2 separate regions of the Mus musculus genome follow, and region 2 is linked to region 1. A link is a loop called in an ENCODE intact Hi-C map of the cell type or tissue named here. Cell type or tissue: left cerebral cortex. All regions are shown on one strand.

Evidence for each region. A loop is a pair of places that touch in the nucleus more often than their neighbours do. Peaks named below come from ENCODE experiments on the same cell type or tissue, not always from the same donor. Only the 100,000 strongest peaks of a DNase experiment are listed, where the experiment ranks them.
Region 2: a loop joins it to region 1, with 2.3 times the contacts of the local background. A loop is called at or near these places in 3 of 42 quality-filtered maps.

What each region holds. Positions count from the first base shown.
Region 1 is chr2:38,109,059-38,117,058 of GRCm38, forward strand. The region is part of intron 5 of Dennd1a (DENN/MADD domain containing 1A); the gene reads right to left. Among named protein-coding and RNA genes, the nearest start is that of Dennd1a, 170 kb to the right of the region's middle. In left cerebral cortex, CTCF peaks have their summits at 3,182 and 6,219 (motif pointing left); DNase peaks (open chromatin) are centred at 2,772 and 2,940; H3K27ac peaks cover 587 bases.
Region 2 is chr2:37,960,236-37,968,235 of GRCm38, forward strand. It overlaps Dennd1a (DENN/MADD domain containing 1A), which reads right to left. Exons shown (of 23, transcript NM_001362973.1): 12 at 1,406-1,507. Among named protein-coding and RNA genes, the nearest start is that of Crb2, 190 kb to the left of the region's middle. In left cerebral cortex, no CTCF peak of the experiment used is centred here; DNase peaks (open chromatin) are centred at 3,346, 3,810, 4,500 and 5,395; H3K27ac peaks cover 1,748 bases.

The sequences.
Region 1 (8,000 bases):
ACCCAACCCAACTTTCCTCTGATGTCAACATTGCTTTTCTTCAGTAGTTAGGAAAAGAACTCCATCATATTTTCAGAACTAACCTGTTTCAAATAATTACCTTGTTGATACTGAGCAAGCACTATGGGAAAAGGTAAGAGAAGCAAGTAACAAGGTCCCAGCTTTTGTCCTAATTGTCAGGATTCTGGGTTTCCTTATTAAAACTTAAAGTTAAAGCATTTATCTTTCCTAACTTACACAATTAACCTCTGAGCAAAGAAAATTACTGGATATAAATAAAACTAAGAGAGAAAGCAGATTTGAAAGCACCTGGGAGGGACAAACTGAGAAAGAAATGTGGTCACTCATAGAAAGAAAAAAAAAATCTCAGGCCAGCTTTGATAGGACATGTAGCTGAAAGTTCTTTCAGGTTTTTGGTTCCACTCTTCTGAGATGACGAACTCACACTATCTTTTAATAATAGGCTTGTATCTGACTTTGATGTATGAAAGACATTCCCAGCTGGAGGAAAGCATAAGAAAGATCTCATATATTTGCTTCAGCTGCAGAGAGCCATTAATGAAAGTTTAGAAAATGAAGTAGCATTAGGAGAGAAATCTTTAGAAAGAGATGGTATGTCCTCACCCTGAAAAATCTTAGTGGAGACTGTTTCAATAATATAAAATCTAACAAATAATCTTCCCTCTTGTACATACCAGAGTTCTTCACCCTCTTCCACCTAATCCAGAACATATTCTTAATCCCATGTTATGACCGAAAACGGGCTTCAGAGAATTTGCTTCTCAACAAAACATCAAGGGTGAAACCAACATTCCAAATGGCACTTAGGCCATAAAACCCAACAGAATCAATCAGCAGCTCCCCCATGTGAGAATTTTACAATAAATTCTTTAAAAAACAAGAACTATGTTTGTGTAAGAACATGAGCACGCACAGTAAAATCTGGGCAAAGGAGACCTCAGCACGGTTCTGAGATGTCTGCAATAATCTCTGCCTGCTAATGCTCTGAGGCTGTGCTCCTCTCACTGTCAGAAGAGAGAGGAAAGAAGAAAACCAGGCTTTCTTAACCACCTACCCATTTAATGATTTTACTGACAATCTAATTTACTCCCAGCACAATACAAAGGAAAAACAAAACAAGGATTCAACAACATCACCAAGCTGCTTCCCATCCCTCTCAACTAGCCTACAAAATAACTGTTTTGCCTGAAAGACAGGAGTTGTAGAGGAAGCAATTGCATCAGACCTTTTCTTATGATTTCTTTTGATGGAAGACCAGGAGAAAAGCACATAAAATTATTAAGTTTGTTATTAGAAAAAAAAACTGCTAACCCCTAAATTACGTTATTATATAACATCATTACATATTACATATATGTGAATGACTTTACAAAGTAGGTCTCAATATCTTTATTTTACAGATATGGGGAAATGAAGATTAGACAAGTCAAGAGGTGAGATGTGATAGATAACTAATAAATCAGAACTTAGTTTTAACTGGCACATAATTATTTGTATTTATGAATTACAGTATGATAAATTGATACATAAGTCAGAACTGAATCTAGTTTGGCTAAAACTAAAAGCTCTCTCTCTTTATAGACTGTCAGGTAATTAAACACAATAGTGTCAGCTACATTCTATGAAAAATGTGTTTTAAGGTAGAGGAAGAGAAATTCCACATACACAAGCATGTGTGCAGCATTTATCTGTGCATGTGTATATGAGTAGGTAAATACTGACATGGAAATAAGTTATCTTAGCAAAATAGCCTCATTTTGAAAGTACCTAATTTGGGGGGTTGTACTTTTCCAGGTTCTCTCTCTTGCAAGTAAGTTTTTGTGCCCTCCTAGAAAATCCTATCATTTCTTCCTTGCAAAGTTTCCATATTCCTGGGCCCATGTGACATCCCTGTTTTCTCATCACACATGCCTGGCTGAAATCATGCCAAACCTCAGCAGCTTTTTGAAGTATTAAGTCTGTTGCAGAATTGCTAAAAAATAATAACAATTTCAACACCATAATGTAAACAAATATTCTACTCCAACAACCAAACTTTCACACACTGATAAGAAGAAGTATCAACCATCTTTATGGTACCTCAAGATGATAACAGATAGCTAAAACAGCCTCCTGGTTCACCATCAGCATCTCAACAATACTGAAATCAACTACCAGCTGAAGACAATATAATCTTCTGAATCACAGAGAAGAACCAGAGGAGGTATTTGTTTCTTGTCTCCTCTGTATGTAAGGCCTATTTTTGTCCCTTTGACAGGAGAAATTGCTTAACCTATTTCGCTCATCAGTTTCCTCAGTAAGGGAAGAAAATGAAAAAATATCTGGTTGCCCTTTTAGCTTGAGGGAAGCTCAACTTTGTCACGTAGAGCTGCATTGTGAATGGGATATGGGGATGACCCCAAACACTGGAGCAACCCAACACCAGAGGATTTGCTCCAGCATTGACAAGATGACATCATCCATGAGAGAAGAAAAGGCTGCCTCCTGCCCTCCCGCTTCTTTCTTGTCTTCAACAAGAAATTAATATCTCAAGATAACTCCGATGTGTTGGTCCCAGCCAGAACACTTGAAAGACACGTTCAATTAGGGCCACAGCATTGCTTCTGGAGTGAACGGCTATCACACTGCCCTGGAGTTCAGTCTCCTCTGCACACACATAAACACAAGTGCACAGCGCCCCAATGCTGTTGTCCCCTCAGCCTTCCAGCACTGCCAGTTGGCAAACCCAAGCCAGGAAGTTGTCAATTCCAATTGCGTTTAGGCCATGTAGTCCTATTAAAGAAGGCTTGCTGGTTAAGGGGCATCCTCTGTTTCCAAAGCATGGGAAAAAAGAAAAAAAAAAAAAAAGGCTGTGCTTAGATTGGAGCTGGCAACTTCCACTGACTAGAATTTTCAAGGGGCTGTGAATGAGTTTAACAAAGGAGGTCTGTGGCTAGTTTCTGGCTGAAGTCCATGTCAACAGTTTTTAAGGTCACAGGCCACACTAACTAACATTTATTCCCAGCAGACCCTGTTCTAAACACAAGCTGTACATAGTACAAATTTGAAATTTTTCTGTAATCCCTTGAGATATTCCTGATCCCTCCACATGTTTCTGCTCAATTAAAAACAATTCTCACTTCTCACCACAAGAGAGGCCATACTTGTAATCTCAGACCATCCTTAGGGTGGATGAACAAAAACCTGGCAAATCAAAGGGTTTGAGTGGGGAAGGGAAGGAATTCAGCTGGATCACACTGAACAGTGCAGACAGCTCCCCGGGGGCTCAGTTTTTGAAAACATAAAGCGGGTTATTGACAGAGATCCTGAGGCCATAAAAAAGCAGGTTTGAGGCACATATTGGGAACAGGCTCCTCGTCATTTTACACAAACAAGACACAAACTTCTAAGAAAATTAAAAGGTCAGTCAGGTGGGTAGAGAATGATGACAATGAAAAGGGCAGATGCTGAACACTGCCACTGCAACTGCAGAATGATTCCACAATGCAGATGAACTTTGAACATATCTGAAACCAAATGCTTATTGAAATCAATATGATATTTTACTGCAATTTGTGGGCAACACCCTCACCACCACCTCTGGCAAAAGATGCTTTGCAGCAACAACACATTTTATAATGATAGCAGCTTTAAATCTTGTAAGACCACATGAGTTTGAGCACCAAAGATACACCATATAATGTGTCTGACATGTGTCCATAAATAAAACTGAGGCTTAGGAAGTGATGTGACTTGCTCATGGTTTGAGAGCTAGCAAGGTGGAAAATGTAAAGCCAAGTGGATCCGCAAGGTCAAATCTCTTCTACGGACTTAAGGGGAAACAGCACCGTGTATCACTGTGCTGCTTCCCTTCCCTGACATTCTGAACTTAGAATGGTGACATGCATTGAAAACGCAATTTTTCTAAGTTAAAAATTTGTAAACTATGATAAAATGAGTGCTTAGATCAAGATGAACAAATGGAAACTCCCAGAACAGCTATTTTCTTAAAGAAACCCAAAGAAAATTTTTTTTCAAATGCTCAAGAAATTACCTAACTACGCCCACTGTTAATACTTAATTATTTTTATTTTATGTGTGTAGGTGTTCTGTTTACATATATGTAAGTGCACCATGTACATGCAGTGCACACAGAGGTCCGAAGATGGCATGGGAGCCCTTAAAACTAGAGTTACAGATAATTATAAGCTTCCATGTTTATGCTCAGAACCAAACCCAGGCTCTCTGCAAGAGCAGCAAGTGCTCATAAACACTAAGCCATCGCTGCAGCCCACTCATGGTTAATGCTCAATGATCCAAGCCATTTTTCTTATATATTGCTTTATAAAATAGAGATCATATCATATATAAAAATCTGTCTCTTGCTTCCTCTTTTCTATATAGCAATTACACCCTAAATGTTTTCCATGTCATCAAAGAACCATCTACAACAAATGTAATAGTTCATGGTATCTAATATAACTATCTAATTCTATAATTCTATGCTTGTAAATTTTAATTTTTATTCTATACACTATGCTATATGCCCTTACAAAAATGTTGATAAATTATGTATAATACAAATGACATAAAAACTATGACATACAGTCAGAGCACAATTCAAGCCTTGCTTGTAAATATAGTTCTAGAATATATTTTCCTAGAATATATTCCCAAAAGTGGGAAGAAACTTAAAGGTTTTAACTGAATATTTCTGTTTATATAGGAACACTGGACTATTGTATATATTGACCAACAAATTTAGGTGCTATCAAGTGTCCTTTTCAGGCTGCTGTTATCAGGCTCATGGGCACTTGATGGCACATAAGCCCATACACATCTCATTTATGACGTGACAAAAAGAATACAATTGCTCTAACCTGTTAGTCACTACTGCTGTAAGTGGTGTTGTGAGGAACCAATGATTGCCTTGCCAAGACCCTACACATGCATCCTGGTTATTATGAGAGTTCTGGGGGTTGAACTCAGGTCTCAGGCTTGCACAGAAAGTGTTTTTACTTCCTGAGCTGTCTCCATCACTCTCCCCTCACTTTTGAGATTTATCCATGTTGTTGTAGTTTGTTTTCTTTCCTAAATAGTTTGGCCCACTGTCAGAGCCAGGCATCCAAGGATTTTTTTTTCTAACTTTAAATTTTTTTTAAATCAAGTATTTTAGAGCTAAACATTTTTTAAATATATTTTGGGCATATACACATACACACATATAAATATATATTTAAAATAATAGGCTGAATATATGAATAGGACAATTAATCCTACTATACAGCTTCACCCACTTTACTTCAAAGGCATCTAAAACAGAATTGATTAGAAACCATAAATGATGCCACCCTGGATTAATTCTGCAATTAATATTGCTTGATGTTATAAGAAAGGGTTAGATGTCACTCTCTGGTAGTCCAACACTTAGGAACTAAGTTAAAGAACAACATCCTTCCTTTGGCCTGAGATTGTTGATAGTTTCAAGTCCTATGAAAAGAAAACCCTATTTAATTTCCACTGAGAACATTAATATAGGCTATTGTTTTCTCTTCAATATTTTAAATTTCTCGAGTTTTTAATAAGACCTTAAGAAAACATGTTGTCTTTCCTAATGTAATATGGACCAGGGTACAATTAGAATGGGCATATGCTACATTATTCTCCATACTGCAAAGCACAATTTGCTCTAAAAAGAGTAAAATCCCGGAAAGTAAATTAAGCTGGTTATTTCCTACTTTATTTATCTAAAATGTTCTGTAGTTTTATATTCATTGTTTTCAAAAGCTACAAATTGTTTCTCATTTTCAAGATTAGCTAATAGTTTGCATGCTAACTTGAAAAATAGTTGAATAGATTTTTCCTATAAACAAAAATAATAAAATCTCATAAAAATAAATAGTTCACAGTTGAATGTTAGAACTATAAAATTTTCAGCTTCAGACAGTGCAATGTACACTGGAAGAGAGGTCTAACATTTTCATCCTCCAGGAGACACCAGACTTCCTTATTGCTTCTCAAACTAATCACTAAGGGTTCAAACAGACAATCTAAATCTAGACCTGCTCTGCATTTGCAAGAATGCCTTGCCCTTAAGAGTGCAGCTTGGTCACAAAGGGTGATTTTACGTGTACTGCATAGATTAAGCCACTTCTACCTCTTGTCCAGCCAAAAGCAAAGATAAGGCAGAGAAGAAATAAAGCTGCCCCCTGGAGTTCAGCTGCTCCTTGCTGCCTTGTAGACTTTGGCCGCACCAAGGAAATACAGTAAGAGCAAAGGAGTAGCAATTTCTCATTTCTCTGCAGTGTGTTCCATCTCAGAAATGAACTCTTTTGCTAGCAAAAGACTTGAAGTTCCAATTCCTCATGACTCTGGGCTTTGGTCACCTGAGAGAAGGCTGGGGAAGGAGGAAGAGATGGCCTAAGGCTGGCTGCCAATGCCAGCTACTGCTGCTCCCACATCAGAAGGCACATCTGTCTTTCTCACCATACAGACTCCTGCTTCAATAGCAGGTCACTGGGAAAGAAGGCTGCTTTTTATTTACTTTTCTTTCTTCTCTTCAAAGGTGATTTTCTTTTTAAACTGTACAGCTTGTTACTGCTGGTGAGTTGTGACTCCCTAGGGGATTATGTTCTAAGTGTGTAGGCATCTATATAGGGAAAATGCATACCACTCTCAACCACTTCATTGTCCTATTAATTAAAATAAGGAAGTCATGTGTCCAACAAAGTGGTGATCTGCTCAGAACCCATCACCGTGAATTGTTTAAAAATCCTGAGGGCCAAAGAAGGGCCCTGGTGTAGAGACAAGAGCAACTGCAGGCAATCCCAGGGATTGTACACTGATAAAAATTATGTTTCAGGCCTCATAGCCAGTGAAATTATTAACCTGCCATGCCAACAGGGCTCCTTTCTCCTGAATGATCATCCAGAAAACAACAACAGCATGGTGTGCATTTTACTTTTAAGGAAAGAATGACAGAAGAAATCACATAGCTGGAGAGAGAAACAGAAACGCTAAAGGAGAGGGGAAAGCCCTCTGTTGAACAGACTGAAACACCTAGGTGTCTAAGATTTCCTTTAGGGCACTGGGCAGAAAAGCTGAGGTCTCTCAGCTTTGATGCCCAAACTACCCTAAACCATCAGGCTATATATTTTATAGAGTAGAGTACCCTCGGGCAAGACAACCATAAATAGCTTAAACTGGAGATTCCATCTGCTTCTAGATATTCCAGCAGCACCTGCTTTCAAGGTAAAAATCTGGGACCTGTCTCTACAGCTTTCTTCCCTAGCTTCAAACACTTGTTTTAAACTGAAACATCTCTCACAGAACCCAAAAGAATGTCTGCCACTGCACCTAAGGCAATGGTCCCCCTTCACCTTTTTCCTTGACTGTACCTGTTGTTTAAAGAACACGGAAACAGCTAGAAGACAGAACCAAAGCTGAAAGTCAGACTCCATGCTACCTCTAGAGTTTCTCTCTGTGCAAACTGAACTTTACAAGGTTTATGGTTAAAAAAATCAAAAACAAAATCTGAGCTCAATACCAAAGAGTATGGAGACCATGGCCATTTCTGCCATTCAGGTAGAACAAACTGTTGATGGAAGCAGATTCCACGAAGCACTACTCAGGTTCATAAGTCCATCCACAGAAGAGGACAACCTGACACCAATGGGGACTCAGGAGCAGGGATGAGAAGTCCTGTGGAAATCAAGGTATTATTCCCAAAGTGACACACAGCATCATATTCAGAATTACCTTGAACAAACAGCAGCAGTTGAAATGCCCACCTCAACCCTCAATCTGATTGTACTCCAAAGCACTAAGTCTAAAAGCTGGGATACAGAAGAGGCTTCAAATCTTAGTGATGTTCTACCAGCATTTGCAGTCAGATTTTTCAGTTATGAACTGATGAGCTTAGTTCTTTCGTGTAGATACACACGTTTTTCAGGGCCTTACATGCCACTTCTCACTGGTAAGAAGCTTTTCTCCTATCTACT
Region 2 (8,000 bases), 150 kb before region 1:
CATCTGTCATATATGCTTCCTTATGTTAGCACCCACCACCCAAGAGCTTCCTTTGACATATCTTATAGCTCAGATCTGATGACATATACTTCTCTCAGTATTTTTTAATCTGAAAAAATGTTTTAAAAAGTTTGCCTTCATCTTTGAAAGCACACTTTTAGTGGATAGAGTAGTAAGATTGAAAACTTGTCTTTCGATGAGTGGTGGTAATGCCAGCACTCGAGAGGCAGAGGCAGGTGGATTTCTGAGTTTGAGGCCAGCCTGGTCTACAGAGCGAGTTCCAGGACAGCCAGGGCTACACAGAGAAACCCTGTTTCCAAAAACAAAACTAAACAAAACAAAAACAAAGAAAAGAGAAAAGAAAACTTGTCTTTTATCACTTAAAAAAATATTATTCCACAATGTTCTGGCTTACATAGTTCCTGACAAGAAGCCTGCTGGTACTACTTCTTTGTCTTAGAAACTTTCCCCCCTTTTCTCTAGCTAACCTTGAACTTGCCTCACGGGCTCTGAGAGACCATCACAATGTGCCACTGTGTGGATTTTGTTCAGTTCAGTGGATTTCTATCAGGCTCTCTGTCTTAGTTACACTTCTTTTGCTGTCATCAAACATCATGACAAAGGTAATCTATAAATGACAGTTTAACTGGGTTTGTGGTTCTGAGAGTTAGGCTATTGTGGAGGAGTGAAGGCATGGTAGCAGGCAGCTGGACAAACAGCCGAGAGCTCACATCTTGATCCACAAGTACGAGGCACAGAGAACCAACATGAAATGGTGCCGGTTTTTTGAAACCTGCCCCAAATGACATACTTCTTTCAGCCAAGCCACACCTAATCCCTTCAAAAAGCCACCTAGTGGGGACTGTGTGTTCAAATGCTGAGACTTATGAGGGACATTTCATACAAACCATCACATTCACTGAGCTTCCCAGAGCTCTTGACTTCTCATTTTCATCAGAACCTTTGAAAGCTGACTATAAACTCTTTACACTTATTTCTGTCTTCCCCAGCTTTCCTCACTTTTCAGGATCCCAACTGCATGTATGTTAGCCCTCTCGAGGTGAATGTTTCACCTTTGCTTTTTGTTATTGTTGTCACACATCTGCCAATGCACCTTCCTGGCATTTTTCTTTCAAGGTAGGAAACTGCGGCCAAGAGGGGAAAATCATTTACTCAAGTTCCTTTCCATCTTCATAGCCACTTTATTACATGAAAAGGGCACCTTGCTGTTTGCCATCCTCAGGAAGTCCTGCAGCGTAAGGAGATGTTCTTAACAATGTCATTGAGCAGTGTCCACTGCTACCGTGATGCACACTAGGCCCTGAACCACACTGTCTTCCACCTCTCCCAGCCCCAGAGTCACAACCCAAGCACTCAGGAGTCAGAACTCACACATGGTACCTACCACATCATTTGGGAGGCTCTGGAGGTCATCAAAAGGGGTTTCCAGGGTGTTGGTGTCCACGTTCAAGATCACAACATCATCGAGGGCCATGTTCCTGACCTTCTGCAAGTAAAGAAAATCCAGAATCACTGGACCTGCCACCAGGACATAGTTCCTTCCCCTTGGGCGTCTTTAGGGAAGAGTAGCTCTGCTGGATAAAGGCGTCCTCTGCCATAGCCCCAGAAATACATGGCTCATCTTTGTTGTTCTTTTAACTGTCATAAAAATTCTCTGATTTGCATCATCACCTGCCCCTTCCACCAATAAATCTCAGGGATAAAAGCCATTTCACAGAGGCTAGGTAACATTCCTTAAGCCAAACAGCTAGAAAAATGACACTCTGTTGTCATTTTACATGTATGTGTATACACACACACACACAGTGTGTGTGCGTGTATATATATGAAAATTGTTGCTGATATTCTGATCCTAGCTTCTAGGACATCAAGGTACCTAAATAAACATTTCAAGGAATTTCCTATGGGGGGGATGGCTTATGCTTGTCAGAGACTTTTAAACAGTTGATAAAAGAACATGTCATTAACAGCTGATTAAAAAAAAAAATCTCAAGAAACTGAATCCTAGAATCTTTCCATGTAACAAAGTCTCTAACTCCTGCTATAGACGTTTCCAGGAGCCTATGCATCATCTTGCAAGCATCTACTAAGTACTTTCCATTGGTGGAGAACCAGAGAGGTTCAACAAGATGTATTTCCTCTCTCTTCTGAAGCCCACGGTTCTATTAACTGCTGCTTTATTCGAAGGCTGGGTGCAAATGAGAAGATGTTAATAACACAGCTGCTGAGCGCTGTGTAGAACTGTGACTTAGCAAGCACAGGCCCTGTTTGCAGAGGAGCACACTGAGACTCACAGAGGACTTCAGGACTTAGCAACCTTATCATAAGGAAGTTACAGGAAGGTCAACCACAATCATCTCGGCCACTAAAGACATACACATTTCAGAGTTCACAAATGCCTGCTCCACTGGTGTTTTCTTTTCCATTAGAAGGTGGAAGGAGTGATGTTACCACTCATTTCAGAGATAAGAAAGGGAGGCTCCATGAAGTGACAAAGCTTGTTTACAGTGGCACATCTGACTGAGTGGCTTTATCTGTGAAACTAGAATATATGTGCCCCTCACTTCTTACCAGTCCCCTCTAGACAAATGGTTCTCAACTGTCCTAGTGCTGTGACTCTTCATGTTGTGGTGACCCCAACCATATGATTATTTTTGTTGCTACTTCATAACTGTAACTTTGCTACTGTTATGAATCTTAATATAAATATTTTTTTGAAGATAGAAGTTTGCCAAAGTGGTCATGACCCACAGACTGAGAAACACTGTTCTAGGCTGTTATAAAGAGCAGAGTTCATACATGCCCTGGGTTAGGCACTCAGGAGGTCTTATACATGGCAGTTATTACTTTGTAATGTGTTGACAGAAGAGCTGTAGCCTATTGGAAGCAACATCTTGGCTCTTACTTCAAAGGCTGATGATTATCATCAGAGGTAGGATCAGAGAGCATAGATGAGGGACACCAGGCTGCAGGTACTGAACTGAGGACCACTATACCCCAGTATCTCTTGCCTTGCCTCATCTGACCCTCCCAATAGCTCCAAACAGAAGGGGCAGGAGGCAATGGCCACTGGAGAGCAGTCCTGGGCTTAAAGGTTCTGTGAGTGGGTGTTGAGAGTGGGTCAGAATTGGGCCTTCTCTCTGTGTTCCCAGAGCTGCCTCAGCAGCACAGATCAGCCCTTGTAGGCTCTATGAGGCTGGGCTGGAACAGGCTTTTGATTTCCTTCCACTCCTGGCTGGAGGACTTGCCGGTTAAGCTGTGTGGAGTGTTTACTTTTTCAACAATGGCTGCAGGCTGAAGAAGAGGAAAAACCCTGGCCTCCTTTCTTGACTTAGCAGGCCAGGGTCCCCTTAGTAACCGAATTGTCTCCAGCACTGGGCTCCAGGCAGGAGCTGGGTCGGCAGTTTCCTCTCATGGGACAATGCTGCCCTGCCGGTGGCAAGGCCTCTTCTAAAGGGGCTGGCATGGGCTCAAGGGGCTTCCTGAAGCTCATAGTTCCCAAGGAAAGAATCACAGGCATCTTGGCTAGAGGATGCTCTCTCCTGAAAGGCTGTGGTTGCGAGTGTTGGTGGAGAAGGATGGTTCCTGAGTGTGTTAGCTCACTTCTCTTCAACATCATGCTGGCAAGAGCCTATTATCTTCAAGGCAAAGGTGGAGGCTCAGAGACAAAGCAAACTGCCTAATGCCACATAGCTAGGGAGGATAGCAGTCCTGGTTGTGGTTAGTCTAACTCTAACACTTTTCTGAAGAGAGCAGATTCATGGATCCAGAATCCCAGGATTCATACTGAGCACCTTTACATGTGGGCAGTCACAGCTGATTCTCTGGGCCTGCTTTCTGTTGTGCGAAACCAGACTTGCCTTTTGTAATATAAAAATTACATATGCTTCCTCTACAGAAAGCCGGAGCTTACCATTTGGAGCCATCACTCTAAACTATTCCCTTTTGCGTTTCTTCTTTCTACCTCTGCTCTAAATCCTTTGCACTGCGTCGCCCCCCCCCCCCACGCCCCCCTTGGTTTTTCATGTTGATTACAGCATAAGCAATACTCCACTTCATTAAAAGCTAAGTGACAGTTACTAATTGCTCCAGAGTGTTCTGCTACATGGAAGCAAACTCAACCAAGGCCACTTGGCTGAAAATTACCTCAAGTGTTTAAGACATTAATATATATCACATGGTCATAAAGTCTGAAGGCTGGAAGTTCTGTGTTTCAGGACAGATTCCTAGAAGTGGATTTTAGTTCCCATTCCTTAAGAAGTGTCCCTGGTGAATTCAACTTGGAGAGATATCTTTTCTTCTAATTATTTTAAAGCCATTTTATCCACAGCTTGTGTTTCCTACTCTAAGTGAAGAAAAATCAGCAAAGACATGAGCAGATGTCAAAATAGTCCTCCAAAAATTCTTCCCAATTAGAACACTTACGAGTACCGCAGCACACCGAGACAGCTCTCCGGTAGCTTGTCCCACCAACACATTCCCTCTCTTTTTAGTTACAGCATATGCCAAGGCTCCTGCCAGCTGCAAACCCTTCCCCCACCAGACTCCATAGGCTTCTCCTCAGAATGGGAAGAAGGGGGAAAAAGCAACAACAACAAAAACCCTCAAATAACATTGATGTACATTGTCCAAATGACATTTTTTTAAAATCTAGAAACACAAAAACAGCAGCACTCCATCATATTATTCATTAAAATATTAAGATGTCTTTCCTGTGTACTTTTGTCACAGTCTTAGCTTGACCCCTTTCTTTGGGCCAGGCAAGGGACAACTTACAGCACATGAGAAGCTCACGAGTAGCCAAGAGGACACCAGTTTTCTCAGAGTCACCTTTAGCACTGTACTAGACAGAACATTACAAATCTTCCAGGTTCCCAGTTAGGAAAAGAGAACAGGACAATACTAGCTGTATGCTCATTGTGCTGTTTAATTTTATGTCAATTCAACACAAGCCAGAGTCACTGGATAGGGAGGGAACCTTAATTAAGTAATGCCTTCATGTTGGGTGATGGTGGTGGTAGTGACTGCATTTAATCCCAGCACCCAGGAAGCAGAGACAGGTGGATTTCTGTGAGTTTGATGCCAGCCTGGGCTACAGTGCTAGTTCCAGGACATACAAAAAACCCTGTCTCAAAAAACAAAAAACAAAACAAAACAACAACAACAACAACAAAAACAGAAACCGAATCAAACCGAACCAAAACAAACAAATGAAATGCTCTTCATAAGATCAGGCAGGCAAGCCTGTTTAAGGCATTTTCTTATTTAGTGATTGATGGGGGAGGGCCCAGTCCATTGTGGGTGGCACCACTGCTGGGCTGGTCATCCTGAGTGTCATAAGAAAGCAGGCTGAGTAAGCCATAAAAACAAGCCAGTAAGCAGCACCCTTCCACAGCTTCAGCATCAGCTCCTGCCTCCAGGTTCCGACTTGCTTGAGTACCTGTTCTGACTTTCTTTAATAGTAGACTATGATCTAGAAGTGTAAGCTGAAGAGACCCTCCCTTCTTCAACTTACTTTTTAGTCATAGTGTTTTGTTGCAGCAACAGAAACCCTGATTAAGAAACTCATTGTGGGGTTGGTGAGATGGCTCAGCAGATAAGAGGGCTGACTGCTCTTCCAAAGATCCTGAGTTCAAATCCCAGCAACCACATGGTGGCTCACATCCATCTGTAACAAAATTTGATGCTCTCTTCTGGAGTGTCTGAAGACAGCTACAGTGTATTTACATATAATAAAAATAAATCTTTAAAAAAAAAAAAAGAAAGAAAAGTGAATTTAGTGTTTTGTGTTTTTTTTTTTTTTTTTTTTTTAAAAAAAAGGAAAGAAAGAAACTCATAGTGGTATTTAGAGATGCTGATGTCTGGTAAAGAGTTTGCATGATTTCCAGAACTTGATGACTCTGGGCTCAGGGACTCTGAGAGCCTGCTGCATAGTGCTGTTATTAGGACCTAGCTTCCCACAATCAGAACAACACACTGATCTAGGTTTACCTATATAGTACTAACTCACTGATCCTCTGCCCTGTCTCTGGGTTTCCTACTTTAGTTTCTACCCCAGTATTTGGCCCACAAGCAGGCAATTCTTAAATGAGTGAATGAATAAATGAATGAAGGTGGGGGATGGGAGAGAGAAGGCTCAGAACCCATAGGTGAGCAGCACAGATTGCACATCTAGTCTGCTGAGTTCTATCTAACCACACCAGCTATACCAACCTGGCCAAGTCAATCTTCCTGTGCCTTCCTGTTTTTCTTTCTTCTGGGTTCACATAAAGACACTATCCTATCAGCTTGCTATGAATATTAAATGGGCTAACATTTAAAAAGTATTTAGTGCATGGCACACAGGAAGTGTAAGGTAAGTGTTTGCTAAGTTAAAAACTAATGTTCTTTTGGGAGTGATAAGAATGTGCCAAATCTTTATTATGGTGGTGGCTTCAAAACTGTTAAAATTCATTGAACCATTGCTTTAAATAGATGGTTTGTTGACATAAACTATACCTCAGTGTAGCTGATAAACTCATCAGAATGATATGCAGAAGAGAGAATAAACTCACAGTAGGAAAGGCAGGATTGGGTGCATGATTGTGAATGGGTCCTCAGGACAAGGAGGCACTTTCCAAGGCCACCCTGAAGACTCTGACTCCGGAGCCCTTTACGTCAATGTGAGAGCTTTAAAAAAATGTTCGGATCTTGTGCCCTCTTATGCCCTCTTGTGTCTAAATGCCTAATGCATGGGAAGGGAATTGGGCAGTTGATGAAATGGCAGGAATCACAGCATGGCCATATAAAATTAAGAGGAAATGATGGTTCTTCATAGAATGAAGAGATGTAAATGCTCGAATATAGATAGCAGTGCTGGCACGGGAAGCCAACTGCCTGTAAGTTGAAGAGCAAGGCCCAGCTCTAATCAAGTCAGTTTCCTCTGATGGACTGCAATGGACAGCAGTGCTCCTGCACCAGGATGGAGGTGTTGGGGGTCATTCTTATACCAGGACCACCTTTGTGGCAGGACCCTAGTTCATTGGTCTGCAGTGTGTAACACAGAGTCTGACACAGGCACATATTCCTTAGCTGGGGAAAGAGCAGACCAGCTGTGACTGGCTCCATTCTACTGGGAGTCCAGACTTACAGCAGATGTCAATGTGAACCCACTGTAAGCAAACTGGAGTCTGCTCCAAGAAGTGCAATGGGAATAACAATGATGATGGCAATGATAACAACCATGTAAAATTACCATGATTAATTAGCACAGGATGAATTCACAGTGGACAGGGACAGCAGGCATTAACTCAGGAATGAAGATGGCAGGTCTTGGAATCAGACCACTTCATCCAAGCCTTGCATCAGGACTGTGACTTCCAGCAAGTTCTCCTGAGCTGCCCAGCTGTGTTGTGGCTAGTGCAGCATGTGTGTCAGGAGCTCAGCACCAAGTCTGACTGTACTAAGTACCAGCACATGAGCTACTTTAGAAAGTTTCTCTACTTGTGATTTGACAAGTATGCCAATAAGGGGGGGGTTACAGTTCTGAGGAAACAGAGTTAAGCATATTTTCTGAGGAAGATAGACACTAGTAAGACTCTACTGTCAGAATTTTATGCTATTAAAATTAAGACTCCCAGTAGAGTAGCCTGTTCTCCTGACTCTGGCTCATGCTCTGAGGCTACACTATGTCTGAGCTCCAATTCAGCTTCCATGCTGTGGAAGTCTCTTAGCCCTTGTATCTGTTGAATTGGTACTCAATGAAGAAGTGATACCCACATCTAGGACAGTGGTTACCAGGAGGCTAGAGGAGGCTGGGTAGAGCTGCTGGCGTTGTAATGCCATCTCTCCATCTGAGTAGTGGGTACATGTTGTGTCCCCATCAAAGACTCACCATATACTTAGGACAGGTACACTTTCCCCATTAAATCTCATACATTAGCAAAAATTAGTAACATAGTCCCACCGGCTTATTTTGAGAATTAAATGAGTAAATATGT